Linked DNA regions of Homo sapiens: regions 1, 2, 3, 4, 5 and 6 are each linked to region 7. The links are chromatin loops, found by intact Hi-C in ENCODE. Cell type or tissue: A673. All regions are shown on one strand. Region 1 overlaps SIM2 (SIM bHLH transcription factor 2). Region 2 overlaps LOC105369308 (a long non-coding RNA gene). Region 3 has its middle 110 kb from the start of SIM2. Region 4 overlaps HLCS (holocarboxylase synthetase). Region 5 overlaps HLCS (holocarboxylase synthetase). Region 6 overlaps CLDN14-AS1 (CLDN14 antisense RNA 1). Region 7 has its middle 8.4 kb from the start of CLDN14-AS1.

Evidence for each region. Peaks named below come from ENCODE experiments on the same cell type or tissue, not always from the same donor. Only the 100,000 strongest peaks of a DNase experiment are listed, where the experiment ranks them.
Region 1: it touches region 7 in a loop (3-fold over the local background); 4 of 110 quality-filtered maps call a loop at or near these places.
Region 2: it touches region 7 in a loop (7-fold over the local background); 6 of 110 quality-filtered maps call a loop at or near these places.
Region 3: it touches region 7 in a loop (3-fold over the local background); 27 of 110 quality-filtered maps call a loop at or near these places.
Region 4: a loop joins it to region 7, with 8 times the contacts of the local background. A loop is called at or near these places in 59 of 110 quality-filtered maps.
Region 5: a loop joins it to region 7, with 2.3 times the contacts of the local background. A loop is called at or near these places in 3 of 110 quality-filtered maps.
Region 6: a loop joins it to region 7, with 3 times the contacts of the local background. A loop is called at or near these places in 14 of 110 quality-filtered maps.

The regions. Positions count from the first base shown.
Region 1 is chr21:36,712,283-36,716,282 of GRCh38, reverse strand. SIM2 (SIM bHLH transcription factor 2) reads right to left here. Exons shown (of 11, transcript NM_005069.6): 3 at 3,661-3,750. Among named protein-coding and RNA genes, the nearest start is that of SIM2, 15 kb to the right of the region's middle. In A673, no CTCF peak of the experiment used is centred here; a DNase peak (open chromatin) is centred at 2,312; H3K27ac peaks cover 3,277 bases.
Region 2 is chr21:36,638,815-36,642,814 of GRCh38, reverse strand. It overlaps LOC105369308 (a long non-coding RNA gene), which reads left to right. Exons shown (of 3, transcript NR_188246.1): 2 at 1-4,000. Among named protein-coding and RNA genes, the nearest start is that of SIM2, 58 kb to the left of the region's middle. In A673, a CTCF peak has its summit at 1,772 (motif pointing left); DNase peaks (open chromatin) are centred at 1,704 and 2,454; H3K4me3 peaks cover 773 bases; H3K27ac peaks cover 4,000 bases.
Region 3 is chr21:36,587,955-36,591,954 of GRCh38, reverse strand. No RefSeq gene overlaps it. Among named protein-coding and RNA genes, the nearest start is that of SIM2, 110 kb to the left of the region's middle. RefSeq lists an enhancer at 2,260-2,309 and a silencer at 2,440-2,499. In A673, CTCF peaks have their summits at 2,181 and 2,384 (motif pointing right); a DNase peak (open chromatin) is centred at 2,424; H3K27ac peaks cover 515 bases.
Region 4 is chr21:36,925,595-36,929,594 of GRCh38, reverse strand. The region is part of intron 5 of HLCS (holocarboxylase synthetase); the gene reads left to right. Among named protein-coding and RNA genes, the nearest start is that of HLCS-AS1, 39 kb to the left of the region's middle. RefSeq lists a silencer at 1,650-1,842. In A673, a CTCF peak has its summit at 1,779 (motif pointing right); a DNase peak (open chromatin) is centred at 1,744; H3K27ac peaks cover 703 bases.
Region 5 is chr21:36,853,103-36,857,102 of GRCh38, reverse strand. The region is part of intron 6 of HLCS (holocarboxylase synthetase); the gene reads left to right. Among named protein-coding and RNA genes, the nearest start is that of HLCS-AS1, 110 kb to the left of the region's middle. RefSeq lists an enhancer at 2,280-2,574. In A673, CTCF peaks have their summits at 2,260 and 2,459 (motif pointing right); a DNase peak (open chromatin) is centred at 2,472.
Region 6 is chr21:36,485,958-36,489,957 of GRCh38, reverse strand. All of the region lies in intron 2 of CLDN14-AS1 (CLDN14 antisense RNA 1), which reads right to left. It also overlaps a transcript of CLDN14 not described here and the pseudogene PSMD4P1. Among named protein-coding and RNA genes, the nearest start is that of CLDN14, 7.8 kb to the right of the region's middle. In A673, no CTCF peak of the experiment used is centred here; a DNase peak (open chromatin) is centred at 1,837; H3K27ac peaks cover 3,857 bases.
Region 7 is chr21:36,419,907-36,423,906 of GRCh38, reverse strand. No RefSeq gene overlaps it. Among named protein-coding and RNA genes, the nearest start is that of CLDN14-AS1, 8.4 kb to the left of the region's middle. In A673, CTCF peaks have their summits at 1,508 (motif pointing left) and 3,795 (motif pointing left); DNase peaks (open chromatin) are centred at 1,456 and 3,766; H3K27ac peaks cover 2,754 bases.

The DNA.
Region 1 (4,000 bases), 290 kb before region 7:
CTTAAAAATGTATACAGCAGCTACATTTTTACACGGGGATTTTTCTTCCTCCTCCCTAAATAAAAGTAAAATAATTGCATTAACCAAAACAGCACATGGAACTAAATCATTTAGTAAACACGCATGGAAAAACATTGCTGCCCCAACTCTACCTCATCCACGTAGATAGAAACTTGTCTAGATGCTTTGTGTGTGGACACGTGTGCGAGTGTGCCCACCAACGGGAGTTTTCAGGCTGAAAGCCTGCCTCTCTACTGCCTAACACTTGGACCCTGGGCTGAGGAGACAACTGGCATTTTATGGTTGTCTCTGTCATTGTTTTAGTACCAAAGTTTGGCAGCAACAATCACTTGTTTACTAGTGTAAACAAAAAAAAAACTAAAATTTTAGCTCTGCCATACGAAGCAGATTTATTTCAACACTTGTTCAAATAAGGCTTAATAAAAGACTTGGAATGGGGATGGGCTTATAACCCATAAAGAATCATTTCCATACCCTCAAATAAAGAATTTGGATAGTCATTTAGTAGAGGTTAGACCAAAAACAAAACAAAACAAAAAATCACTTTGTAGTGAATTTCCACACAATTATAGCAGATCTAGGGGCTTACATTCTCTATGATCTTTTAACATAAAGTTTAACACTGAATCAACATGAAAGACATCTTTACTTAATAAGATAATGTCATTGAAGGTAATTGAAAGTTTTTGGAACACAAAAGAGCAGCATGTATCAGCTATTACTACTATCGTTATTCATCAGAAATTCTTTTTAAAAGGTTACTCTGACTACTGGGTAAAATTTTATTAACACTTTTATCTCTCATGACTTAAAAAAAATGTTTAAGCCCATTTTAATAAAGGTCTCATGCTTGATACATTTGCCTGACTTTTAAAAAATAATCTAAAAGGTGCAAAAATGTTTAAAAGACCAGTTGGGTATTTGACATCCTATTCAATACTTTATTTTACTATTTAAGTAAAGAAGACAGAAAAAAATACACATTGTGATTCTGCCTAGATTTCCTTCTATGGAGTTAATCATGAACAGGGGGAAGATTTGAGAGAAAAGTTGTTGCTTATTTAAACAGTTCACCGTGGAACGCTCCCTAGACACCGACAAAGAGGGCACTTGGCACTAAAGTGTTTTTGTAGCTGTGAACTGATGCTAACACAGCCCCGCAGAGAAATCAGAAAAAATCAGTTGCTCTATGCAAATGATCAGTTTGACTTATCTTTTTAGAAACTATCACTTCTACTGGAGAGAAAGAGACAATGTATGTATCTCTACAACTTTCTTAGAAAATGGTAGTGCCTAACCCCTCTCCTCTCTCAAAATTATGATGCAAAGTTTTCCTGCTGCATTATGATCATGAGGAAATAGAGTACTTCAACTTGTGAGGCTGCCTGGATTTCCTTCCGTGGAGCCGATCACGAACCGGAGGCAGATTTGTCACCTATCCAATATTTTGGTCCTTCTTAATTATTGTGTTTATAATCAATCAATTCTATTTTCCACATAAAAAGAGAAAAATAACACAGAGAGGCTAACTTGGACGGCCTGACTGAATGCACCGGATCTCTTGGGATGTGCACAGTACCTCCTGATGGGCCAGGACATTCCAAATGACCAAGCAGCCCTAATAGGAGCCCCCAAAGGACTCTACTGAAAGCAAGTTTGCTCAAATGAAACTGTGGGTATGCCTGGATTTTGTGTTGCCCCCTGTAGTTTGTAAATCACATGAAATAGGCATTTTGATCCCTTTCTCACCACGATCCTTAAAGACAGATAGAGCAGGCATGATTTTACTATTTAAGTTACATGGTTCAAGTAGGTTAAAGAACCTGCCCTATCAGACAATAAAAACTCTATAACTGAATACATTTCCCTTTTTGCTTTGACTGCTAGGGAGCTCAGATCTAAATTTAATATTTGATAACAGTGACTTTACCTATTTTAAAAGATTTTTGATCAGTCATCTTTAAAAGTGTGTGAAATGTTTTGTTGTGTTTGTGACATTACTGTAAGACTATGAAAGGTTTTCTAAATGACTAAAAAAGGTAAGTAATTGGGCCAAGTCAGAAGTAGAAACTAGTCTGGGTACAACTTAAGGGCCCTGCATGATTCTAAATAGGGCAAGATAAAAATTCAGAGAATAATAATAGTAGGTTGGTGCAAAGGTAATTGCGGTCATTGCCATTAAAAGTAATGGAAAGACCGCATTTACTTTTGCATCAACCTAATAATTATGGAAAATAGTAAATTTCCTGTTCCCAACAGTAGTTCCCATTCTACAAGTACACTAATCCCACGAGTCACATAGGCACAAGTGCCAAGCCTTAGTAAACTGTATTTGGGAGACTTGGTTTGATAAAAGCAGAGAAGAGGAAGAGAAAAACTTCCATATCATTTTAATATGTAATTCATTTTAAAGGGTTTTGCCTGAGAAACACAGAGTTACATAAACCCATGTGGATCTGGATAAGGATATCCATACATCAGAAGAGAAGGATGTAAATAAATAGCAAGCTTATAAAAAAAAGTATTGGCAGAAAAATAAAAGGAATACACCAGATGCAGTTTGCCAAATGTGGTCATTTTGTTTTTCAATGAGCAAACTGAAGCCACATTAATCGGCATGTTTTATTTTGGCTTAACTACATTAGGAGGCAGGTGTAATTCAAATTCAATATGGGCCTCTCTGGAACCCATCCTCTGTATCTATCATTAATTCTAGTGTGTCTTCAGTCACGGTGAAAAATCACTCTGATAGTACACAATGTGAAGAAATATTTAGTCCCTATATGTAGTTTAAAATGTGACTTTTAAAATCATGATCCACATTTGTTAAGTCAGGCATGTGAATGAGAATGATCAGTTACACTATCCCCTTTCAGACATTCAATGGGCCCAGGGAGCCCCCAAATCCCCCATCAAACCCTTGGCTTGCCAGGGAGAGACAAAGCTGAGTCCCCCTCTTTCCTCTAAGGAAACGGTGGACTTTTTTAAGAAGATGATTCCATCTTTCCAGAAAAATTGGTAATATTCAGATGTTCTAAAGAAACCTTGCTGTTCAAAACAGTAGTAAACTGAGTTTTATGAGTTTCTATCACAAGCATATAAAATGCTTTGCTGAAACGACCACTGAACTGGAAAAAGTCAGGAAAAATGACCCCGAATTCCATGCGAACACTCATAAATCTACCCCTCCCCATTCTCTCTCCCCAAAGAACATTCTGCATAAAATCCATGTTCCACATCAGCTTACCTCTTGCTTTATAGCAACTCATAATACCGTAACGTGCAGACCAGCAAGTGTGGACTGAAACATGTCCCTTTGTGGAGCTCTTTTCAGGGCATCTAGCATTACTACATAAGCAGATAGTCCGGGTTTTGGCAGAATCTCGGAACAAGGCTGACGGGGTGAAGACACACTGGTCATGAAACCCCAAGGGAAAAAGAAAGTAAAAAAGTAAAACGTAATATGGAGAAGAAAACCCCTGCAGGATGTCCTGAGAAGAGGATTTTGCAATTTAGGGTTATGTTCTTACACAAAAGCAAACACTTAAACAGACTCATTTTCAAGTTGGGTGAGGCTGTCAAAATCTGCTGTCACTTCGTTTAATATTTTGGTTGCACATAAAATTAGGCAATACCCACCTGGGATAAGCCTAAATGGACAGAAGCGGTCTCGGATATATACATGATTTTGCCATCAGATGCTACCACAAAAACAAATCCATCCAAAGTCTGTAAAAGATAAAGTGTCAGAATAAGAGATGATCATTCTACATTAGAGTTAAATCTAACAATGGTACAGTCACTGGGATGGAGGGATGCATCAAATATGACCATCAACACATACTTGCTAAATGCAAAAATGAAGCCCAGGGTCTTAAAAAGGACTGTAGGAAACAGCACCCAGGGTTTAGTTCCCAGGCCAGGCTCTGAAATGCTTTTAAAGCACTTTAGAAACAATCATACATCCACATCACAAAAA
Region 2 (4,000 bases), 220 kb before region 7:
GGAGAAGAGTGGGGAAGGGACCCCACATCTCCCCTCTGCCTGCCCTCCCTTCTGCCTGCACCTTGCGGCCTCTCTTGCAGTGAGATGTGGCCGTGGGACTAGATTCCTGCCCATGGGAATGTAAGGAAGTGCCGTTTCTGGATATGGGACTCATGTCTCTGTGTAGGACTCATCTCCTCCATACTCTTTCCCCTTCCCCTGGCTGGAAGCAGGGGAAGGCAAGTGAATTCAGTCACGTAGACAACAAGAAAGCCATGGGGATGGGGGAGCTACACGGGAAAGGGACTTGGGTTTCTGAGTGACTGTGTGGAGCTGAGCAGCCCTCACTACTTGGAACTCCCTGTAAGACAGAAAGAAACTTCTCTGGTCTAAAGCCACAAGGACTTAGCTTTACCCCAAGAACAGAGCACACCCAGTGGAGCACTACGTCTAAGAAGTGTGAGCACCCACAGCATGGAGTGTGCCAGATTGGACAACAGACATTTCCTAAGATTGAGTGACTTTAGGAGAGCAGGGAGTGCCTGGCTCAGGCAAGGTGGCACCTTTGGGGGTCCCAGGTGGCAGACAGAGCTTCGCCCAGGTCGAACTGTGCATGGGCCCAGGGTGCTGGCCAGAGGTGGGGCGGCTGGAGTTCACAGGCCAGGCAGCCAAGGGGTTGGTCTGGCAAGTGGTCTGCCACCATGGACCCAGGCCTCAGACCAAACAGGCTGCTAAAGACACGGGTCCTCAAATCATCTGCAGGCAGGGTCTGGCCTGGGCCCCAGGAGTCCACAGGCAGGGAGCACCCTGGGGAAGAGCTGAGGATGCTGCATCAGAAAAGAGGTAGGGAAGGCGGGGCAGGCCGGAGCACCCACACATGCGCTGCGTGTTAGGCACATACACACACGACCCTATTTAACCCCCAACAGCCCTGACAAGCAGGTGTCATTGAATTCATTGTTGGCACCGTGGCTGTGGCACTGAGTCCAGGAGCCCTGGGTCCTCCTCACCACATCACCCTAGTTAGATGGGCAACTCATTTCTTCTTTGTTTATACTATGTGAAGTTTGGTTTCTTTCCATTTATTTGTCAAATAAGTAAATGTTTTAAAATTTATTTTAATTCTTTTTTTAAAGATAGGATCCTGCTCTGTTGCCCAGGCTACAGTGCAATGGCATGATCACAGCTCACTGCAGCCTCTAACTCCTGGGCTCACGCAATCCTCCTGCCTCAGCCTCTCAAGTAGCTAGGACTACAGGCACATGCCCCTGTGCTTGGCTATTTTTTTCTTTTTTCTTTCAGTAGAGACAGGATCTTACTATGTTGACCAGGCTGGTCTCTAACTTATGGCCTCAAGTGATCCTCCCACCTCAGCCTCCCAAAGTGTTGGGATTCTAGGCATGAGCCACCTTGCCTGGCCAACAAATGTTTTTGAACATTTACTCTGTGCCTGGAACTACATATAGTGTAACAGGGGAGGCAGAATATTAAACAGTTAACATGATAAGTAATGAAAATAGTGAGTGAGCATAAATAGGGTGCTCAGGGGAAGTCTCGTGGAGAAGGTGACATTCAGTTAGTAACTAATTCCCTTGGGAAAGGCTAATGCGAGAACACCGAACACTGTTTAAATGCATGCTCTGAGCTCTTCCCAGCAAAAGTTCTTTCTAAGTGGTTCTCAACAGGGGGTGATTGTGCCTCCCACTCCCAGGGACATTTGGCAATGTTCAGAGACATTTTTTGATGGTCATATCTGGGAGGGGTGCTACTGGCATCTAGTGGGTAGAAGCTAGGGGTGCGGCTAAACAACCCACCACGAACAAGACAGCCTCCGACGACGAAAAGCGATCCAGCTAAAAATGTGAATAGTGCTGGGGTCGAGAACCTGCCCTGGAGGACAGATGTGCTTTTGCTGAAGTCACTTAGAAGGCAAGGTGGCTCCATCTGCCCTTCCCCTCTGCAGCTTGGATAAAGGGTGGACCACACATTGTTCAGCAGAGCAGATGGGAGCGCCTGGCGCCCTGGGATCCCGCATCCTGGCCGCGGTCTGCCGACATGGGGTAAGGAAGAGAAAGATGATGATTTGTACTAACTGGTACAACCTACTGCCAAATCGCCAGGGAAAGCGAATGAAACACATCCCAAGAAACTCTGTTTATGGTGCAGGAAGGGTTTAGTGACTTTACTGCTCAGATTACCATTTGGATATCAGTTTCATCATCGTCAACCTCCAATTTCCTGTTTTGCTTATCTTAGAATGACTCTTTTAAAAAATGTTTGCACTGCTCAGATGGCTTTGGCTTCAAGTTGATTAGATATGGAACTGGTTTATAATGGATTAGAATGCAGGATTTGTTTGCTTTGTAATATTTTAAGAAAGCAATGAAAGAAGCGGCAATGACAGGGAGAGATATTGTATACTTACAGTCTGATTCTTTTTTCATTACCGGAAAAGACAACTAATTTAGGAATGTGGATTATGGCCCTTGGTCCCTTTTTGATTTGTGTTTCACTTCAGGGTTTTCCTGAGTTACAAATCCCTGCAGATTTGTGAGACTTAAGAGGTACACATGTACATTTATTTTTCCTTTTAGCATTTTTTTTTTTAGCCTGCAGGATCCCATGGGGTTTTTTTCCCCCTCCTCCTTTCCTTTATGTGTTTCCTGATAAGCCAATCTGTGTACTGCTTTCCCTGCACTGTCTGTACAGTTGGAAGCATTATTCAAATGAGTCCTGTGAAACTGATGGCCTGTGGCCCCGGTTGTTAAACACCGACACGCTGCTCATTAACACTCAGCATCCGGATATCCTAATTTCAGCTCAGATTTTGGTAAATATATATTTTCTTGATCATTTCCAACTACCATGCAAAGCCACATCCTGTCCTCTCTGAGATGCTTAGAAGAGTGTATTGTGCAGGGACGGCTTTGCAGACAGGCAGCAGGAGGCTACACATGCTGATGTCGGGGCCAGGAGACCATCAGAGTAGTTGAGAGAGGGCTTGCTGTTGGGTCCAAGACTGAGAGCTTAGATTCCTGGGGCTTTCTGGGCCTCAGGGTTAGAGGTTGTCTTTGGCGTATTTCAATATAACCAGTCTTTAGGATCCTTTGATATCATTGTTAGAAACAGTAATGCGTAGTCATGGGCTGAGAACTTGGGACCAGGATCTAGGATTTTTGGTCTCTCAGCCCTGGCTCCCCACTTCCTGGGATAGAACCAAACCAGTGTGTATGGAAGTTGACAGGCACACTGTGCATTGGGGGTTGAGCTGTGTCCCTGCAAGAGATATGTTCAAGTCTGGACTCCTGGTACTTGTGAATGTGACCTTATTTGGAAATGGAGTCTTTGCAGATGTAACTAAGATGGAAGTTATAAGAAGAGGAAAATAGATACAGAGACACACATACAGAGGAGGACACCATGTAAAGGCACAGACATGCGGAGGGATAACAGCCATGTGACAACAGGGATGGAGACTGGGGTTACGCAGTTGCAAACCAAGAGCAACCATTAGAAGATAGAAGAGAGGCATGGAACCAGTTCTTCCTTTGAGTCTCCAAGAGGGAACCAGTCCTGCCAACACCTTCATTTTGGATGTCTGCCTCGAGAACCGTGAGAGAATGGTTTCTGTTATTTCAAGCCAGCCAGTTTGCAATACTTTGTGACTGCAGCCCTAGGAAGCTACTACGGTAGCTCATTAAGGGCAACAAAAGGATTCTTCAACTTCCAATTTTTAGGATAAAAAGAGGCAAATGTATTTAACTCAGAATAATTACACTGAAACTATTTTTTTTAATAAGTGAGAAAACATCAATAGCGGTCAAATGGATCCCATGAATTAGTCAGTAAAGGGGTTAGGGGTAGAATATAGGCATTTGTATTTTTAATCAAAATGAAGAACTAAGCAAGGCACAGATAGAGCCCCCACTCCAGGCTCAGTCTCTGGTGGTTACTAGTTTAGCGGGATAACTGGTCAACCTGGACAGGGCATGTAGATCAGTTTTGAATTTCTTGGTTGCAC
Region 3 (4,000 bases), 170 kb before region 7:
AGTGGCCCCCCAGTTCTACTGTCTGACCTTGAATCCTTCAGGGCAGATGGGAGAACTTGTGAATTATGTGTCTGTTTGGTGCCTGACACGGAGCCAGGAATGGAGGAGAGCTTCACGAATTCTGAAGTGTGTACACGTGCATTCTCCTCCCACCCCCTTTTTTTGCTGTTGGTGACTCACCCCGGCTGGATCTGTAGTGATGCGGGCTGTGAGGCCTGGTGGGCAGGTGCACCTGACAGCCAGGAGAGAGAGATTCCAGAGATCCCAGTTGGGAGACGTGCACAGAAGACCCGGGCAGCCGGGCTTATGCTAAATAAAATTAGTTCACATTCAAGGCCTCCCTTATTCTGCAGAGGACGTGGCCCAGGTGTGCAGGTGGATTTGGAGGGAGAAGTGAGGGAAGCAGCCCACCGACAGTGAGAAGTGAGGGGTAGGGGCCGGGGTCTGGGGGCTGGCAGGGGAGCCAGGTGGGCGATGGGCCTCAGCCAGTGCAGAGGGGTGTGACCCGCCGAGGCCCCTCTGCCTTCATTTAGACTTTCTAAGGCCAGGCCACCTGCCATACGACCTGGGGTTTGAGCCTGCGTCTGGCTACCCCAAAGGACAAGCAACCAAGGGCTGGAGATAGGAGTGGAAGCAGCAGCCCGGCTCCCCGTTTCTGCTGCTGGGAAGTGGATGGAGCTCTCAGGTGCTTGCACCTTCCCGTAGGCAAGCTCTCCTGAGGAGGAACTCCACACAAAGCAGGACTAGCCGGCAGGCTGGAAGAGAAACCCTTGGATCCACCTCTTGGGTGGCTCTCAACCTGAAGTCAGGACTTGGTGACTCCTCTCGCTTAAAAGGATAATTTTTTTAAGAAGGAGATCATTTTCTTTGCAGGGAAATGGATGGAGCTGGACGCCGTTATCCTTAGCAAACTAACACAGGAACGGAAAACCAAATACCGCATGTTCTCATTTATAAGTGGGATCTAAATGATGAGAACTCAGGAGCACAGAGAAGGGAACAACACACACTGGGGCTGACTTGAGGGGGAGGGTGGGAGGAGGGAGAGGAGCAGAAAAGATAATTACTGGGTACGGGGCTTAATACCTGGGTGGTGAAATAATCTGTGCAATAAACCCGTGATGCTAATTTAACTATATAACCAGCCTGCACACGTACTCCCGAAACTAAAATAAAAGTTAAAAATAAATAAATTAACAGGGCTGGGTACGGTGGCTCAAGCCTATAATCTCAGCACTTTGGGAGGCCGAGGCAGGTGGATCTACTTGAGGTCAGAAGTTCGAGACCAACCTAGCCAACATAGGAAAACCTTGTCTCTACTAAAAATACAAAAATTAGCCAGGCATGGTGGCGGGGGCCTGTAATCCCAGCTACTTGGGAGGCTGAGGCAGGGGAATTGCTTGAACCCGGGAGGCGGAGGTTGCAGTGAGCTGAGATCATGTCTGCACTCCAGCCTGGGCAACAGAGCAAGACTCTGTCTCACATAAATAAATAAATAAGCACCAAAAAAATCTTTTTTTAAATATTGAAATCATGCTCGATGCAAGAGAAGCTGCCAAGATAATCAAAGAGCTCCTGTGTATCTTTTCCTCAGTTTACCCTGATGGCTCCATCTTCTGTAACAGTGGTCCAGTAGCAAAATGAGAAACTTGGCATTGGCACAATGTGTATGCAATCGTTCTAAGTCTTTTTATCACATGTTAAAATTCATGTAACCGCCACTATGATCAAGACACAGAACTGTTCTAGGGGTGACCCCTTTCATAACAAATCTTTTATAACAGCCTTTTTACCATCCTGAAACAAAAACCACAGACGATAGTGCAGATTCCTGTTACATATACCTATCACGACACAGAATCTGAAATGAGAGACATGCATTAAGTACACATAATATATTAAGTGCAATATGAAGGAAATACAAGGAAAGTGGAGGGTTGTAATAAAGTAAAATATATTCAATGCCTAATGTGCTTGAGCACTCACTCTATCTACACTAGAAGACACAATGAAGCCATCAGAAAGAGGCAATTGAAGGAATCCACAGCCACAAAGAGGGGCTGATGCAGGTGTAATATACCGAGGCCTCAAAACCACAGATGCAATTTGTCATGAGACTAAAACAAAGTACAGTAGTTGCATTCCTGGAAATACAGCACAAAATCCACTTTATGTTCCTATGGAGTGAGTTTCCAGGCTCAGACGGTCCTAAGCGGGTTTGTCATTTACCTGAATGGTGTGTGGGGTAAAGGACAACTCTCTACAGAGAGGACAATTCTGGCAGGTCCTGGAGCACCCCTGGCTCCTGTCCCCTCAAGGCCAGGAAGTCCCCCACTGTAATCCTGCCAATCACAAAGGCTTCCTCGAATTTCCAAAATAGCCCCTAGGGGGCAGTCCTGACCCTGCTGAGAACCGCCGGCCTATTGGATACTGAGGCCATGTGCCCGGCAGTGTGCCAGGCTGGGGAGGGAGGAGGGAGGGTCGGGGAGCACAGATGAAACACACATGGTGTCCAGCCCTGTGAAACGTGCCCTCTCATTAGATTCAGGTCACTAGATATAGCAAATGAAAATATTGCACGGGACATGTTTATACTCAATATTATTTGTTGTTTATCTGAAATTTAAATTTAACTGGGTGTCTTGTGTTTCGTCTGGCAGCCCTACTGATAACACAAAGGCCATGGAGACAGGATGGCTGGTGCTGTCCTTGGGGACCAAGGGGACTCGGAGGAGGGGTCTGTAGAAGGAGACGTGGAGACTGTTTCTGGCATGGGAGTGGCCTCTGCCTTTTGCAGGGTTTTACACACTCAGTAGCTCCTGAATGCCCACGCTGATTCAGGAGGTGACATTATTATCCCTAGCTTGCCAGTGAGGCAATTGAGGTGTCAAGAGGCCACATGACTCCCCCAAGACGCATCTCACAGGGGCAGGAGGCAGGTGCCGATAGAACTCTCCCCGTGATGGTCAGTGGAGCCTCCACACTGGGGTGGCAGGGTGTGCTGGGAAAAGCAGTGGCGGGAGGGCAGGCACGGAAAAGCAGTGGCGGGAACCTCTGCCATCTCCGGACAAGGCATCCTCGCAGGAACAACTGAGGTCAGAGGGCTTGGTTTAGGATGTGGGGATGGTCAGCAAATGCAGGCTTAGAAAGTGGTGAAGGTCTGTGTGGCTGCAGAAGCCAGAAACTATCAGGAACGTGGAAAGAAACCTGTTTTATGATTTTTGGGTTTTTCGTTTTGTTTTGTTTTTAGACAGGAGTCTAGCTCTGTTGCCCAGGCTGGAATGCAATGGCTTGATCTCGGCTCACTGCAACCTCTGCCTCCTGGGTTCAGGCGATTCTCCTGCCTCAGCTTCCCGAGTAACTGGGATTACAGGCATGCACCACCACGCCTGGCTAATTTTTGTATTTTTAGTAGAGATGGGGTTTCGCCATGTTGGCCAGGCTGGTCTCAAACTCCTGACCTCAGGTGATTCACCCGCCTCAGCCTCCCAAAGTGCTGGGATTACAGGCATGAGCCATTGCGCCCTGCCAATAAACCTGTTTTAAATCGCAGCACTTTGGGAGGCCGAGGGGGGCAGATCACCTGAGGTCGGGAGTTTGAGACCAGCCTGACCAACATGGAGAAACCCGTCTCTACTAAAAATACAAAATTAGTTGGGCGTGGTGGCACATGCCTGTAATCCCAGCTACTTGGGAGACTGAGACGGGAGAATCACTGGAACCCAGGAGGCAGAGGTTGCAGTGAGCCGAGATCACGCCACTGCTCTCCAGCCTGGGTGACAAGAGCGAAACTCCATCTCAAAAAAAAAAAAAAAAAAAAAAAAAAAAGAGCTGCTTTGCACCAAGGAGCCCGGCCCACCAGGAAGAGAAGGGGATAAGACGCGTGCCCTTGTTCTTAAGAAACATGTGCTGGCCTCCCCTCAGCAGATGCCTCCAGATAAGCCCAGCACCCACAGTCCTGCACACTTGCCTTCCCGGCCCTTCACCACCCACAGGGATG
Region 4 (4,000 bases), 510 kb before region 7:
TGACATAACCATGTAGTTTCTGCAAACACCCAATAGTCTAGGTGACTTTAAACACTAAACTTACCTACTTTCTCTTGAAACAAACAAATTATACCTCTCATCCCAACATTTTTTAAAAAGGAGGCACTTTCTTTTGTGTTACACTGTGTCCCTTAGTTTTTGGAGGAGAGCAGAGCTATGAGCTATCTGGGTGTGATGGGCTCACTTGGAGAAGACAGATAGAAAATCTGAGAGCACTGCCAGTCCCCTAGACCTTCTCTGTCGCCTTTTCCTGGGGATGGAGGGCTGGGGCTGGCTACCTTAGCCAGTGCCTGCTCTGAGGCTCCCAGCTGGGGAAGTCCGGGAGTGAGGTGGCCTGGCCTTGCCCTTGGCAGAGCTCCCTGCCCTTTCTCGGAGTTCTGATCATGCTGGTCTTCGGACTTGACCTCCGGACTCTTGGACAGAGTAGTGGATAGGAAGAGTGGCCCTGCCCCAGGTTATTCTCTTGTGAGTGGAAGTTTGGAACTCTTGGCATTTCTGGTGTATTTAGGATGAGTATAACCTGAAATACCCATGTCAGGGCTTTGTATCATGTGTCTGCTTATATTCAAGCACACAACAGATGCTTCACATTTTTGTCCTTCCAGTTTTTTAAACAGCCTGGGGCAGTGGGAGGTGATACTTTTTCACCTGTTCATTGATCAATTGAGGGAGTATTGATTTCCCCTTTCACAAACTTTGGGAATGAAATGCTTGAACATGATTAAAGCAAATATTTGCTCTGTATACACATACATGGACACTCCCTACTAAGCCCCTTATTACATAATAACTTTGGAAAATAATTATTTTCAGAAATGTTCACTTCCCATTGCGGGCCCTCCACTTGGCCTTGTTGATTTTCTTGGATATCTGTGCTGTGGACTACTTTCCTCTCAGCTGCTTATTTCTGACTGAATTCTGCTTTACTTTGGGAGCCCAAGGAATGGAATGAGTACGTGTATGTTGTACATATCCTCATTTCTTAATGTTTATTTTTAGTTTTTGAGGCAGGGTCTTGCTCTGTTGCCCAGGCTGGAGTGTAGTGGTGCAATCATGGCTCACTGCAGCCTCCACCTCCCAAGCTCAAGCGATCCTCCCACCTCAGCCCCCCGAGTAGCTGGGACTACAGGTGTGCATCACCATGCCTGGCTAATTTTTAATACTTTTTGTAGAGACAGGGTTTCGCCATGTTGCCCAGGCTGGTCTTGAACTCCCGAGTTCAAGCAATCTGCCTGCCTTGGCTTTCCAAAGTGTTGGGATTACAGGCATGGCGCTCCCGGCCTCTTAATGTTTATTAACTCTGCTTAGGTGTCCTTGAATCTGCTGTAGAAGGAAATGGCAGAAGTCAAGGTTTTATATGATGTTTTCTTGGAATACAAGTTCTCTAAAGGATTATAGTGCAAATGAATTTGAAGGTGGATATGCACTGCCTGAGGTGGTCTTTCCGGAGGCAGCTGAATTCCTCCTGCATCTAGTCACTGTGCTATGGGTCAGTATTTATAGATCTGGACCACAGAGACTGGGAATGGAATTGGGTTTGTGCTTTGTATTTGGTTTTCTTTCTGGCATCCCTACTTAACAGATCTCAGTCATCCTCACGGAATTAAGTTCCATGGAGAGGATCTTGGCACCCAGTCATCTGCTAAATCCTGCCTGTCCATTTGGCTCATCGCCTGCCTTAGGGATTGGATGCCTGGGCTGGCTTTCTGCTTCCTGTGCCCTGCAAGACACTCTGTTGCTGGGAGTCAAAGATCTCTCACCACAGGGTGTCGCTGCTGAGCTAGGCTGCCTCGCATACAGGACCCTAGAACTATAAAGTTGTTCTTCAGAGATTTAATTTTTTTCTGTCTATATCAGTTTCACATAGTATAATTTTATAGTTTTCCATTATATTGGTGGCACTTTCTTTTGGGTCTGCAGAAATTATTTCAATGTCCCAGTTAATAATATTCATCTTTCATTCAACGTTTACTGTGTCCTAGGTACTATTATAGTATGGGATATGAAAGAACAAAATAAATATGCTAGTTATCTAAATAGTTTTACTGCGTACCAGCTGTGTTTACACAGTTTGGTGCCTTGACACTTGCTCTTTATGACGAATAGCGCAGAAGATTTATGTGCTTCTCCGTTACTGTGATATAACTGGAAAGAATAGTAGCAAGACCCAAAGAGAAAAAACACTCGCCTCAGCGACGGTCAGCCCTTGGCATTTGGGAAGGATGTGCTCGGAGACCTTCATCGACACCCAGACACCATGGTAGCGTGTGATTCCCACTATAAAACCCAGTCATGTGTGGCTCCATCAGTGTCACTGTGCACGATACCAAGAGGAAGCAGGGCTTGGCTGAGATGCAGGCTGTGGGCGGCTGAGCTGGGCTTCCTCCGACCAAGGCTTTCACGTTTAATTGAACCTCCCAGGAGCAGGATTGAAATTTGGGTCTCAGCAAAATGACAAAAAGTTAAACCATAAAACAAACACACAAACACACGTTTACCACACACCTATCTCCGTAGAAAGAAGACTGGGCCAGGTGCAGTGGCTCAAGCCTGTAATCCCAATGCCTTGGGAGGCTGAGGCAGGTGGATCGCTCAAGCCCAGGAATTCGAGACCAGCCTGGGCAACCTGGCAGAATTTCGTATTCTTTACAGAAGATACAAAAATTAGCCAGGCATGGTGGCGCATACCTGTAGTCCTAGCTACTCGGGAGGCTGAGGCAGGAGGATTGCCTGAGCCAGGGAGGTTGAGGCTGTAGTGAGCTATGATTGTGCCACTGCACTCCAGCCTGGGCAACAGAGTGAGACCCTGTCTCAAAAAAAAAAAAAAAAAAAGGAAACAAGACTGGAAGGAAATCTGGTATATATGGGACTTATTTGTGGTGGAGTGCTTAAGGGTGATTTTAATAATCTTTTAAAACTTTCTCTGTATTTTCCAAATTTTCTATAATGATTATATATATAATAAGCCAAATTAGTTATTAGTTATTTTATAATGAGCCAAATTGGTTATTTGTTATGAGTTATTTTATAATGAGCCAAATTAGTTATTAAAAACTAAAAACAAATGACTGCGTGTCATTGGACTTTGAAGGCATCTCACACATGGTCACACTTGAATGTTAAAAGGCAGGGAATCTCATAGGTGTTGATACTTTGGTTAATATTAATATTTGACATATTATTTAGAAAGGGTTCGCTCTGATAGTAAAACACGTGACTCTTGTTCATGGCCTGTGGCAGCTGTGACTTCCAGGGTTAACTGTGAGCTCTGAGTTGGTGTGTGGGGGCCTCCGAGCTGAAGCTGTCCCTTTGCTTCTGTGGGTGGAAGGTACCCCTGGGTGCCCTACCCCTGCTTGGATGTTCCAGTTTCTTGGCAGAGCCCTTTGAACTGTTTCTCCAAGACCATATATATGGGGACCTCTCCATGGCTTCCTCTCTGCAGATGTTGGTGGGTGAGAGACTGATACACCACATGGCTCACTGTGGGGTGTCCGGGGTGCGATCACCTGGTGGCCACCACATCTTCCCGCCACCAGTGGGTGACAGGCAGTCAGCAGCAATACATCTTTACTGTGCTGGGACATGAATGTTTTTGAGAAACACTGATTTTATAGAAGAAACATAATCCTTTCCCTTACAGAACACCAGAAAAAACATAATTCTTTTATATTTTATAGAAACATTTTAATAGATTTTATTTTCTATCGAATCTGATGTTCTAGAGAAAATGTAATTCTTTCCCAGTTGAGAAGCTAGCTGCCTTGTTTCTGTTTCTCTGGGTTCCATTTTCCTTTTTATCTCTGCCAGAGCAATGGCAGAAAGAAAGCACAGGCTGCCACGCTCTGCAGGGTCTCACTGGGAGGGGCAGCTGGCGGGTTAGGACCGGCTGGGACCTGAATCTGTGTGTGGGGCAGAGCCAGCCCCCCACCCTCCACCCCTGCAGAGTTGCCTGCCAGTGGACCCCTTTTGGTCCCCCCAG
Region 5 (4,000 bases), 430 kb before region 7:
GGTAGAGGCATTTATTGCTTTGCATGGCGCCATGTAAACTGAAATTTGTGCATATCAGAACAGTGTCCTCACTTTACACTGTTTGCAATGGACATGCGTGACTTTCAGTTAATGTGGGACCATGCAAAGTGAGAACTGCCTGCATTAGCAAATTACTAATTTAAGGTAATCAAAGTAAGATGCTGCCTGGAGAAATTACCTTGTATGTATGTCTGTGTGTGTGTGTGGTTTTACGTGCTAGTAAATCTTAGTTCCTTTGCTCTGGTTTTCTGATTTCAGAATACATTAGCTGTTTCATGCACTGGCTCATACCCGCCTCATAACTTGAGGTGAGGGAACTTGATCCCTAGATGTGGTTTTCTCTTAACTAGGTGATTATTGGTGGTGGGTGCTATTTGGACATTCATTTTTTTTTCCTTCCTTCTATTTTTCTTTTTGTTGCTGGGGGGACTGTGTTACCTTACCTGATGATATACTTCCTAGAACAGTTTATGTTTTTATGCTTTCTTAGTGTGTTAATTGGGTCTGGAGGGTTTCAAAGGACTACTATTGGCGGTGGTGTGTGTTATTTATGTCTTTTCGACCCATAGAAGCCGTGGTATTTATTTGCAATCTGAGATAGATTCTATTTTGGAAAGTCTCACCTATGTTCATTGCCATTTGTATGTCCTTTAAAATGAAAGCCTTCCGCAGTCTAAATAGCAGAAGTGTTCTGATACTTCATAGCTGTTTTAACCCTGTAGGGGTCCCACCTAGATGTTCTGGCCTACCTTTTTCCCCTCCAGTTCTCTTCCATGTGAGCAAGTCTGGAGTAGCGCTTTTCAACCAAATTTGACCAATACTTTAAAAAAGCTTTTTGAAATATAAACCACATCCCATACAATTCAACCACTTAAAGCATACAATTAATTCGGTGGTTTTTAAAATTATATTCTCACTTGTATGGTCATCACCACACTCAAATTTAGAACTTTTTAAAATCACCCCAAAAAGAAACCCTGTACCCATTAGCAGTCACTCCCCTTCCCCCTGCCCCCCACCCACCAGCCCTGGGTGTCACCATCTACTTTCTGTTTCTATGGATTTGCCTGTTCTGGACATTTCATAGCTATGGAATCATATAACATGCGGCCTTTCACCTCTGGCTTCTTTGATCTAGCATAATATTTTCAAGATTCACCCATGTTGTAGCATGTCCATATCTCTTTTTATAACAAATATTTTGGGCCAGGTGTGTGAGCTTACACCTGTAATCCCAGCACTTTGGGAAGCCAAGGAGGGCAGATCACTTGAGCTCAAGAGTTTGAGACCAGCCTGGGAAACACAGAAAAACCCCATCTCTACAAAAAAATACAAAAATTAGCCAGGTGTGGTGGCGTGCACCTGTGGTCCCAGCTACTTGGGAGACTGAGATGGGAGTATCGCCTGAGCCTGGGAGGCAGAGGTTGCAGTTAGCCATGATTGTGCCATTTCCAGCCTGGACAATAGAGCGAGATCCTGTCTACAAACAAACAAACATTTTGTACTGCCACCTTTAACCTTTTTTTTTTTTTTTTTTTTTTTTTTAGATGGAGTCTTGCTCTGTTGCCCAGGCTGGAGTGCAGTGGTGTGATCTCGGCTCACTGCAACCTCCATCTCCCTGGTTCAAGCAGTTCCCCTGCCTCAGCTTCCCGAGTAGCTGGGATTACAGGCACACATCATCAGGCCCAGCTAATTTTTTTTTTTTTTATTTTTAGTAGACACAGGGTTTCACCATGTTGACAAGACTGGTCTCGAACTCCTGACCTCAGGCAATCCACCCGCTTTGGCCTCCCAAAGTGCTGGGATTACAGGCGTGAGCCACCATGCGTGGCCAACTTCTTGAAGTTGGATTTATACATTATATAAACGATCTATACAGATAATTCTAAAAACCAATATAGAAATAAAAAGTTAAAGAAAATAATATGCATCGGAATATGTGCTCATATCTGACTGTTAAGAAGATGTGATGAAATAGACACATGCACCTATACAAAAAAAAAACATGAATATGATGGCTGCAAGGTCTTGGGCAGCCTGGACACTATGAATAGTGTAGCCTGAGATGATCTGGTCTCAGAGTGCGAAACAGATTGTGCTTGTATGGACTTTACCCAACTCCCCCTTGATTTACATGGTGGTCCTATCTTTGGAATATTTAGAGTTTAATACCGCTGTACAGAAAGTACTTGCTGTGTACCCGCAAAAATAGAATCAGATTCTCAAGTCAGATCATTGTGAACAAGTATTTCATCTAAATGTGTGTCCAGTGGAATATTAAAAATTTGTTTTAATAGTGGGAGAATCTTGTTGTCCAGGGCTGACCTTGTGTGTTGCAAGACATCGTGAATCCTTGGCCCCTCTGAGCACTACGTTCTGGTCATTATGACAACCAGAAAAATAGAGTTCTGAAATGTCCCCTAGGGGGCAGTCCTGCACCCACAGAGGACCTCGCTATGGGGTCCTTCCTGTGACCTCTGCTTCCTCAGTGCACTCAGTACTTAAGCTTTTCCCCACCTTGAACTGCTCAAATTATTAGTCCTACTCTCATAAACAGGAGGAAAACCAGCGCCTAAGAAGTCACTCCCCCTGCAGAGCTCCAAGGATCTGTACAGTCTGCACTTCCTTTTGATGCTTGTCTTACTGTTCCCTGTTAAAATGAGCTTTTTAAATGAGCATCACTCTAAGCGTCCTTCCCCGTGCCCCAGATGTGCCTGTCTCTGGTGGGAACCCCGGGAGCTTTTGTTCCTGTGGTAGAGTAATAGGGTGCCATTATAGCAGTGATTGTTCAGTGTTCTTAGTTGTGTACCCCTAAAATAATTTTGAAAATCTGTAAATCCCCTTACACGTGTTTAAGCTGACATCTAACAGTTCTCATCAAAAGCTTAATTGTAGGATGTGATTTTTAACATATGACAAATATTGACGTTCAAAGAGTCTCATGTCTTTCTAAAATTTATCCAATGAATTTAAATGCCATACCTATTTGATGCCTGCCATTATCCATTAAAAGTTATATGAGACTCTTTTTTAATAGTCAAAATTTCACATCGTTATTTTATATTTTTGAACTCATATTTCCATTCTTCCCCATAGAACAATATACTAATATAACCCATTTTTATGCTTGAAAAGTCTTTTATTAATCACTCCAGGATGCTTTTCTACAACAAAAACAAATGTTAATTCCATTTGGATGGAATTAATTTTTAAAAACAGCATTGCCACTCAGTTTTTTTGAAATGTTTACAAGTTATATGCCAAAAATTATATTGCACTCTCATCAGTAATTATTTTTATTGACTTAATAACTCAGTTAGGTCCTCCTTCAGTTTTGTTGAAAGCAAAGAACTGGAACCCACCTGATTTGTGAAAGAATCTGTTACTGGTTATTAGAGTTATTCACTTTATTAATATCTGAAGGATAGTTAAGAGACTTTACTGTGACTTACCAAATTGTTATCATTATACCTGTTAGTGCTTTAGTTAAAGACATTTAGTTTAATCTGCTGTACTTAAAACTATTTGAGAAAATTGAAATGGTTAATTTTAATACTACCTCATCAATACAATAACATACTTAAAAAAACTTGTATTTTATCCCATGTTTTAAACATACTGTTATAAAAACCTTGATCTGCACATTTTTTGCTGTCATCAGAATTTTGTATGACCTGTCTGTTGCCCCATGGAGGTTTTTACGCTTCCAGGATACTTCCTTCCATAGTTACACCCAGGGAGGGTGAGTGCTCTCCCTTTCTTTGTCACATGGGAGAAAGGCAGTTGTTTAAGGAGAGGTTTAAAGATAGAGCTTTGTGTGCCTGAACTCCAAGCTCGCTCCGAAATAACGTGTTTTAGGAAAGCACATATGGGAGAGTGAGGCTCTGTGGATTTTTTTGCCCTTAAGACCATTTGTACCTGTGTGCCCTCTTGGGAAGGTGTTTTACTGCAGTTTGAAGGTGGCTCTATTTTAGGACAT
Region 6 (4,000 bases), 66 kb before region 7:
TTCAACGGCTCCTGGTTGAGGGCTCAGTGCTCATCACAGCTGCTTCCTCTCATGGCTTGAGGGAGGGTTGGTGGCTCTGGCTGGCTACTGGGGGAGGAAAGAACTTGGGGCTTGGATGGGAGGCCCAGGTGAGGCCCGGATCTTCTTATGGCCAGCCGTGAGGACTGGACATGATGCCTGGCAGTGATAACAGCTCCCTCGCGGTCATTGGCAAGACTAAATAACAGTCTATGCAGACGTGCTTAGGAAATTATAAGGTCTGAGGCAGGCCAGAGGGTCAGGTTAAGAGGGCAGCAACTAGGTGGCATCCAGGACAGGTTTGGCCTTTGTCCAGAGTGGCAGTGGATGACTCTGCCGTCGTCCCCGGCCCCCCACCAGGCCCTGCCATCAGCTACTCAGCTGCCTCGTCCCGTGAGAGCTGAGCCCCTGCCCAAGCTGGTGAGGCCTTCCCACAGCACACCCTGGAGAAGAGGACACTGCAGGAAGCTGCATGTGTTGTGGCCCAAAATCCTGACTGTCGCTCATCCTCCTGGGGTGGGCATGGATCAAGATTTGCCATTGGTGTCTCAGCATCAGCTGGAACTGAGAAGGGAGGGAGGTACTGTGTTGATTAATATCTGAGAACATTCATTCCAATAAAACTCCTTACTCCTAAACAAGTGGACAGCTGCAAGACCACATTTGATGGGACAGTCCAATTCAGAATGGCTAATATCAGTTTTGGATGTTCTCTCTCTCTCTCTCTCTCTTTCTCTCTCTCTCTCCCGCCCCCCATTCTCTTTCTCTCTCTCTCTCTCTCCATATATATATATATATATATATATATTTTTTTTTTTTTTTCTTTGAGACAGACTCTCACTCACTCTGTTGCCCAGGCTGGAGTGCAGTGGCTTGATCTCGACTTATTGCAACTTCCACCTCTCAGGTTCAAGTGATTCTCCTGCCTCAGCCTCCTGAGTAGCTGGGATCGCAGATGCATGCCACCACACCCAGCTAATTTTTGTATTCACCGTGTTGGCCAGGCTAGTCTTGAACTCCTGACCTCAGGTGATCTGCCCACCTCAGCCTCCCAAAGTGCTGGGATTAGAGGCGTGAGCCACTGTGCGCGGCCTCTTTCTGTATTTTTTATTGTAGTAAAACACACATAACGTAAAATGTGCTATTTCAGCCATTTGAAGTACATAGTTCTGTGACATTAAGTACACGCATATCATGCAGCCATCCACCACCATCCCTCTCCGGAGCTTTCTCCTCCTCCCAGACTGAAAGTCTGTACCCATTAAACTGTAACTCCCCACCCCCCCGCCCTCAGCCCCTGGCACCCGCAATTCTACCTTCTGTCTCTATTAATTTGACTATACTAGGTATCTCATAAAAGTGGAATCACAGGCCGGGCGCGGTGGCTCACACCTGTAATCCCAGCACTTTGGGAGGCCGAGGAGGGTGGATCACGAGATCAAGGGATTGAGATCATCCTGGCCAACATGGTGAAACCCCGTCTCTACTAAAAATACAAAAATTAGCTGGGCATGGCGGCACGTGCCTGTAATCCCAGCTACTCGGGAGGCTGAGGCAGGAGAATCGCTTGAACCCAGGAGGCAGAGGTTGCAGTGAACTGAGATCCCGCCACTGCACTCCAGCCTGGCAACAGAGTGAGACTCTGTCTCAAAAAGAAAGAGAGAGGGAAGGAAGGAAGGAAGGAAGGAAGGAAGGAAGGAAGGAAGGAAGGAAGGAAGGGGAATCACAGTATTTGTCTTTTTGCAATGGGCATATTTCACTTAACATAACATCCTCAAGGTTCAGCCGTGTTGGAGCATGTGTCAGAACTTCCTTTTTCTGGCTGGATGTTGCATTGTGTGGTTACAGCATATTTTGTTTATCCATTCGTCTCTCAGTGCACGCCTGGCCTGCTGCCACCTTTTGACTATTGCAAATAATGCTGCTATGAAGGTGAGTGTGCACACACCTGTTTGAGTCTCTACTTCATGCTTTTGATCTCTTTATATTTTAAGAGACAGTTTTTTGGATGTCACTTCTCATCAGTTCATTCCTGGGAAGCTCAGCTGGGAAGTTACTGGTATCTGTCTCATCCAAAAGGTTAAATCTTCCGGTGTCCTGAGTACACACCAGCAATTAGCAAACGCAGGACCACATTGAAATGCCTGTTGCTGAGATTGTTGTCAGCTAAATGATGGGTGCCGGGTAGATAACAGTGAGGTTGCATTTCACAAATGTGTCATCTGACTTTCAGAAACTTCCCATTTCATACCAACTATGATCTGACAGCACCAAAGAAGCTGCAACATGAACTAAGGTGTACCTAGCTTCAGAGAAGAAAAGTGTAAAAGGAACCTCTTTAATTCATTTCCTCACTGATCCTCGCTATTAAATACATTGCCATCAATTAACTTTTCTATTCTCTATTTGGAAATTTCCTTACTAAAGAAAATTCTATCTGATTCTTTCTAAGTAGACTATGAGGCACTATTAACCTAAGTTATACATGAAGGATTATTTCAAGAAATGGGAGGGAGGAGGGTGGCAGGATGGTGTTGGAAAGCGCTATGGTGTGTGTGGACAACAGTGAGTATGTGCAGAATGAGGACTTCTTCCCCACCCAGCTGCAGGCCCAGCAAGACGCTGTCAACATAGTATGTCATTCAAAACCCACAACAGGCCGGGCGCAGTGGTTCACGCCTGTAATCCCAGCACTTTGAGAGGCCGAGGCAGGCAGACCATGAGGTCAGGAGTTCAAGACCAGCCTGACCAACATGGTAAAACCCCGTCCCTACTAAAAATACAAAAATTAGCCGGGTGTGGTGGCAGGCGCCTGTAGTTCCAGCTACTTGGGAGGCTGAGACAGGAGAATCCCTTGAACCCGAGAGGCAGAGGTTGCAGTGAGCTGAGATTGCGCCATTGCACACCAGCCTAGGTGACAGAGCAAGACTCAGTCTCAAAAAAAAAAAAAAAATTAAACAAAATCCACAGCAACCCTGAGAACAACATGGCCCTCATCACACTGGCTAATGACTGTGAAGTGCTGACCACACTCACTCTAGACACCGGCCGCATCCTGTCCAAGCTACACACCGTCCAACCCAAGGGCAAGATCACCTTCTACACTGGCATCCACATGGCCCATCTGGCTCTGAAGCGCTGACGGGGCAAGAATCACAAGACGCATATCATTGCCTTCGTGGGAAGCCCAAAGGCAATGAGAAGGATCTGGTGAAACTGGCTAAATTCCTCAAGAAGGAGAAAGTAAATGTTGACATGATAAATTTGGGGGAAGAGGAGGTGAACAGAGAAAAGCTGACAGCCTTTGTAAACACGTTGAATGGCAAAGATGGAAGCGGTTCTCATCTGGTGGCAGTGCCTCCTGGGCCCAGCTTGGCTGATGCTCTCATCAGTTCTCCGATTTTGGCTGGGGAAGGGGGTGCCATGCTGGGTCTCGGTGCCAGTGACTTTGAATTTGGAGTAGATCCCAGTGCTGATCCTCAGCTGGCCTTGGCCCTCGGGTTTCTATGGAGGAGCAGCAGCAGCGGCAGGATGAGGAGCCCAGACGAGCAGCTGCAGCCTCTGCTGCTGAGGCCAGGATTGCTACAACTGGGACTGAAGGCTCAGACGAGGTCCTGCTGAAGATGACCATTAGCCAACAAGAGTTTGGCCATACCGGACTTCCTGACCTAAGGAAGAGGGGATTGCTTATGTCATGAAGATGTCCCTGCAGGAGCAGAGTTTGGCCAGGCGGAATCAGTAGACATTGATGCCAGCTCAGCCATGGACACTTGCCAGCCAGCCAAGGAGGAGGATGATTACGACGTGATGCAGGATCCTGAGTTCCTTCAGAGTGTCCTGGAGAACCTCCCAGGTGTGGATCCCAACAATGAAGCCATTTGAAACGCTGTGGGCTCCCTGGCCTGCCAGGCCACCAAGGATGGCAAGAAGGACAAGAAGGAGGAAGACAAGAAGTGAGACTGGAGGGAAAGGGTAGCTGAGC
Region 7 (4,000 bases):
CTGTAATCCTGGCACTTTGGGAGGCCGAGGTGGGCAGATCACGAGGTCAGGAGTTGGAGACCAGCCTGGCCAATGTGGTGAAAGGCTGTCTCTACTAAAAACACAAAAATTAGCCAGGCATGGTGGCATGCGTCTGTAATCCCAGCTACTCGGGAGGCTGAGGCAGGAGAATTGCTTGAACCCAGCAGGTGGAGGTTACAGTGAGCTGAGATCGAGCCACCGCACTCCAGCCTGGGCAACAGAGCAAGACTCCGTCTCAAAAAAAAAAAAAGAGGAAGCTACCTGTCTCAGGTAATCCTTTCAAACACCGTCAGGCATATGCTGCATCCCCATTTTACAGAGAGGAAAATGGAGGCCAAGGTCGGTGAAGTGAAATGTGCAAAGACCCACGGCAATTTATTGCTTAAGACAGAACTAAGCCCCTCTTCTAGCTCCAAAGTCCATGGTTTTCCACTCTCACCTCCCACACCCCCTTTCTCACCATCCCACACACTCCGGCAGCCCCAACTTGGGGGAGAAGCTGACAGTCACTTGGCTCGCTGGCCTAAGGTCCCCTGCCACCAACAAGGACAACTCCCTTGCCAGCCTTCCACCCACCCGCCTGGTTTAAGGTCTAACGCTAATATTAGGTGCTGCCTGGCCTCTAAAACTGGAAGGGCCTTGAATGGCTTAACTGCAAGCTCCCCTCCCCACTCTCCAGCCGGGCCTTATCATGGCCCCAGGCGCATCTCCTGTTTATCCCTGAGCAGCAGGCTTCACTTCCCAACCACCCCAGGAATTAGTCACATGAGCCCATCACATCCTCCTGTGGGAACCAGGGGGACCCCGTCCTCTTGTTACTGCAAAGCCGGCTGCCCACCACCCCTGCGGTTCACTCTGCCCTCGAGTGCTGCCCCGTGTGGCCCTGCCTGGACGGAGTACTCCCCCTCCCAAGCTGTGAGTGATGCGACTAGCAAACAGCTGTGCACCTCAGGTGTCCCGTGTTGGATGCTGTGTTTGACCATCCCGAAACCCCAGTGTGGGAATCCCTCCCTCACCAACAGGGTGGAAAGGAGGCGATCAAAACGCACCTCTGGTGCAGGGGCCGTGGGGAGAGAGCTGCTGCTAGGGGGTGGGCAGGCCACCTGGCCAGCCAGGCAATGTGGCGGGGCAGTGGCCCAGTGACATCAAGGATTAGGAGACAGGCCACGTCTAAGGCGGCCTTGAATATCGAGGATTCTGTGGAAATCAAAAGGACAAACAACTCAAATGCCTCTGGTGTCAACGACAACCAGCAGACATGTCAGTCCTGGAGGCATGGTCGGACTCTGGATGGGACAGTCACGGGAACAGCTGCCTATCTGATAAGGGGCCGCCAGGGAATTCACAGCAGTTTCCAACAGCAGAGCCCCACAGAGAGCAGGGACAAGAGACCTGGGCCCGGGAAGGAGACAGGGACAGGACTCTTTGGGGCAAGTAGGAGAGAAGGATTAGCAATACCGCCCCCTAGTGGCTTCCGCAAGTGCCCGGCCTGTTAGGAACCCGAGTTCCTTGCTTTGGGGGTGGCGGCAGTCACAGGGCATTTACTCCTTCCTGTAACTGTCACGTGAAAGCAGAATGACACCGGCATGGGGGGTGACTTTTCCCCAACACTCAGCCTCTTGGGTCGTGGAATATGGATGCTTGTCATGAAATGGCTGAGCTCCAAGTATTCCATTCCCCTTCAAATTTTCCAGACTTCCCAATCTCCCCCATCGGGGGTTCCCTACGCTGAGGGCCTGGAGTCTCCTGAGCTTTGGAAATTGCATGTGTCCGGCTCACTTGCAGAGGCTGACTCCGGATCTGGACAAAGCCCAGGCTTGAGGTGATGTTCTTTTGTTTTGCTTTTGAGCACAGCCAGCTCCACAGACTCAGAGGGCCGGAGGAGACAAGGAGGAACTCGAGGGAAGAGAAGACCTGGAGCAGGAGGGGCTGACACCAGCCCTCACTTCATCCCAGACTATACAGACTCACCAAGGGCTCTGACCAGGAACAGAGACCAGAGTGATTTCAAAGAAAGAATCTGTGATGACACTTGAAATGGCTTTTATAGATAATATTTGATGACGGAAGGAGACATCAGGTTGTTCTGGGTATTAAGAAAACAGAGGCTGGCCGGGTACGGTGGTTCACGCCTGTAATCCCAGCACTTTGGGAGGCCAAGGCGGGTGGATCACAAGGTAAGGAGTTCGAGACCAGCCTGACCAACATGGTGAAACCCCGTCTCTACTAAAAATACAAAAATTAGCCAGGCACGGTGGCAGGCGCCAGGTACTTGGGAGGCTGAGGCAGGAGAACCACCTGAACTCGGAGGGCGGAGGTTGCAGTGAGCCGAGATCACGCCACTGCACTCCAGCCTGGGCAACAGAGCGGGACTCCATCTCAAAAAAAAAAAAAAAAAAAAAAAAATACCAGCACTTGGGAGGCTAAGGTGGGAGGATCGCTTGAAGCCAGGAGTTCAAAACCAGCCTGGGTAACATAGTGAGACCCCAGGAATGAGATCTACAAAAGAAAAAATTTAAAAATGAGCATGGTGGTGCATGCCTATAGTCCCAGATACTCGGGAGACTGAGGCAGGAGGATTGTTTGACCCTGGAGGCTGCAGTAAGCCAAGATGGTACCACTGCACTCCAGCCTGGGCAACAATGAACCCCTATCTCAAAAGAAGAAAAAAGGGCCAGTCTATTACCCCCTCTGTATAATCATTGCTACAAATTTGTTACAGACTCTTTGAAAGGGGCAACACCTGTTGCTTCACGCCATCACTCAGAACTGAAACTTGAGGGAAAAACAGCCCTCTCTGCAGGGGACCCACATCAGTGGAAATATTTTCCCCTCCATGCTGACCTTGTCTACGCTAAGGCAGGACATAAGGTACAGGGGCCAGCAGAAGAAAGTGCCCTCCACAACCACCACCTCTCACAACTGAGTGCTTAAAACCACCACAGAATTTGCTAAAAGCAGGACATGGAAGGTAACAGCTAGATGACACGTGGTTCTGCCTTCGATCTGGGACAAAAGGGCCAGGCCAGAGACGGAGGACCACCCAACTGCATCCCCAGAGGCTGCGCACAGGCAGGCGTGGGGTCGACTCCCAAGGGGAGGGTGACAGGGAGGCCGGGTGACGAACAGGGCAACTCCAGACAAAATGGGGATTCATGCCAAGTGGGGAAGCAGTGGGGGACCCCAAAACACCCAGCCTGCCCAGAGAACACACCGGGTACCCTAGATGACAAGGATATCCTGCTCCTAGAAAAATCTAGAACGCCCCATCCGATCACTTTCCGTTCTCTCTTGCGTTGCCTCTCGACCTTCTCGGCTCGGCCCTTCTCACTCCAGGCTACAACCCAGTCTCCAACCCAGCTCTCCCAGGGCGCCTCACCACTCTGTTTTCCCTGTATTTACTTATGTTGGTCTCCCCAAGCCAGGATGTAGGCCCCAAGAGGGTGGTGGCTTTTGTCTGGTTTGTTCCTGAGGTGTCCTCTGGTACCCAGAGGATATTTGATAGACATTTCTTGAATGAATGAATGAATGAATGAATGAATGAATGAACAAAGGCATGGCCATGCACATACTGCTTTCATCATCCTCTCCCACCCCTGTCTGCTCAACAGTGTTCCACTCTGGGTCTGGCCATCGGGGCGGAAGCCGGTATCTAAGGCCACTCTGTTCCCAAGACCGGACAGGGGCGCGGATCACTTAGAGGAGGTGGGGCGGAGACATGGGACCTTCAGGCCTAAGGAAGCAGGACTGCTGAGTGGATTCAGTGGGGACAGTGACCCCCAGTGGCCACTGAGAATTTGTGCATGAAAACAAGTGTGTTACTTCAATATGCCAGGCAAGGGAAGTACAATCTGGCTCAGCTTCCAGCTGCATTAACTCAGTCTCTCGTTTCTCTGTGGGTGACCCCCCCCTACATTTTCTCTTACCCCTCTCCCCTACCAAAGCAAACAAAGTCCAAGGTTTTCTAGCTGTAGAGACT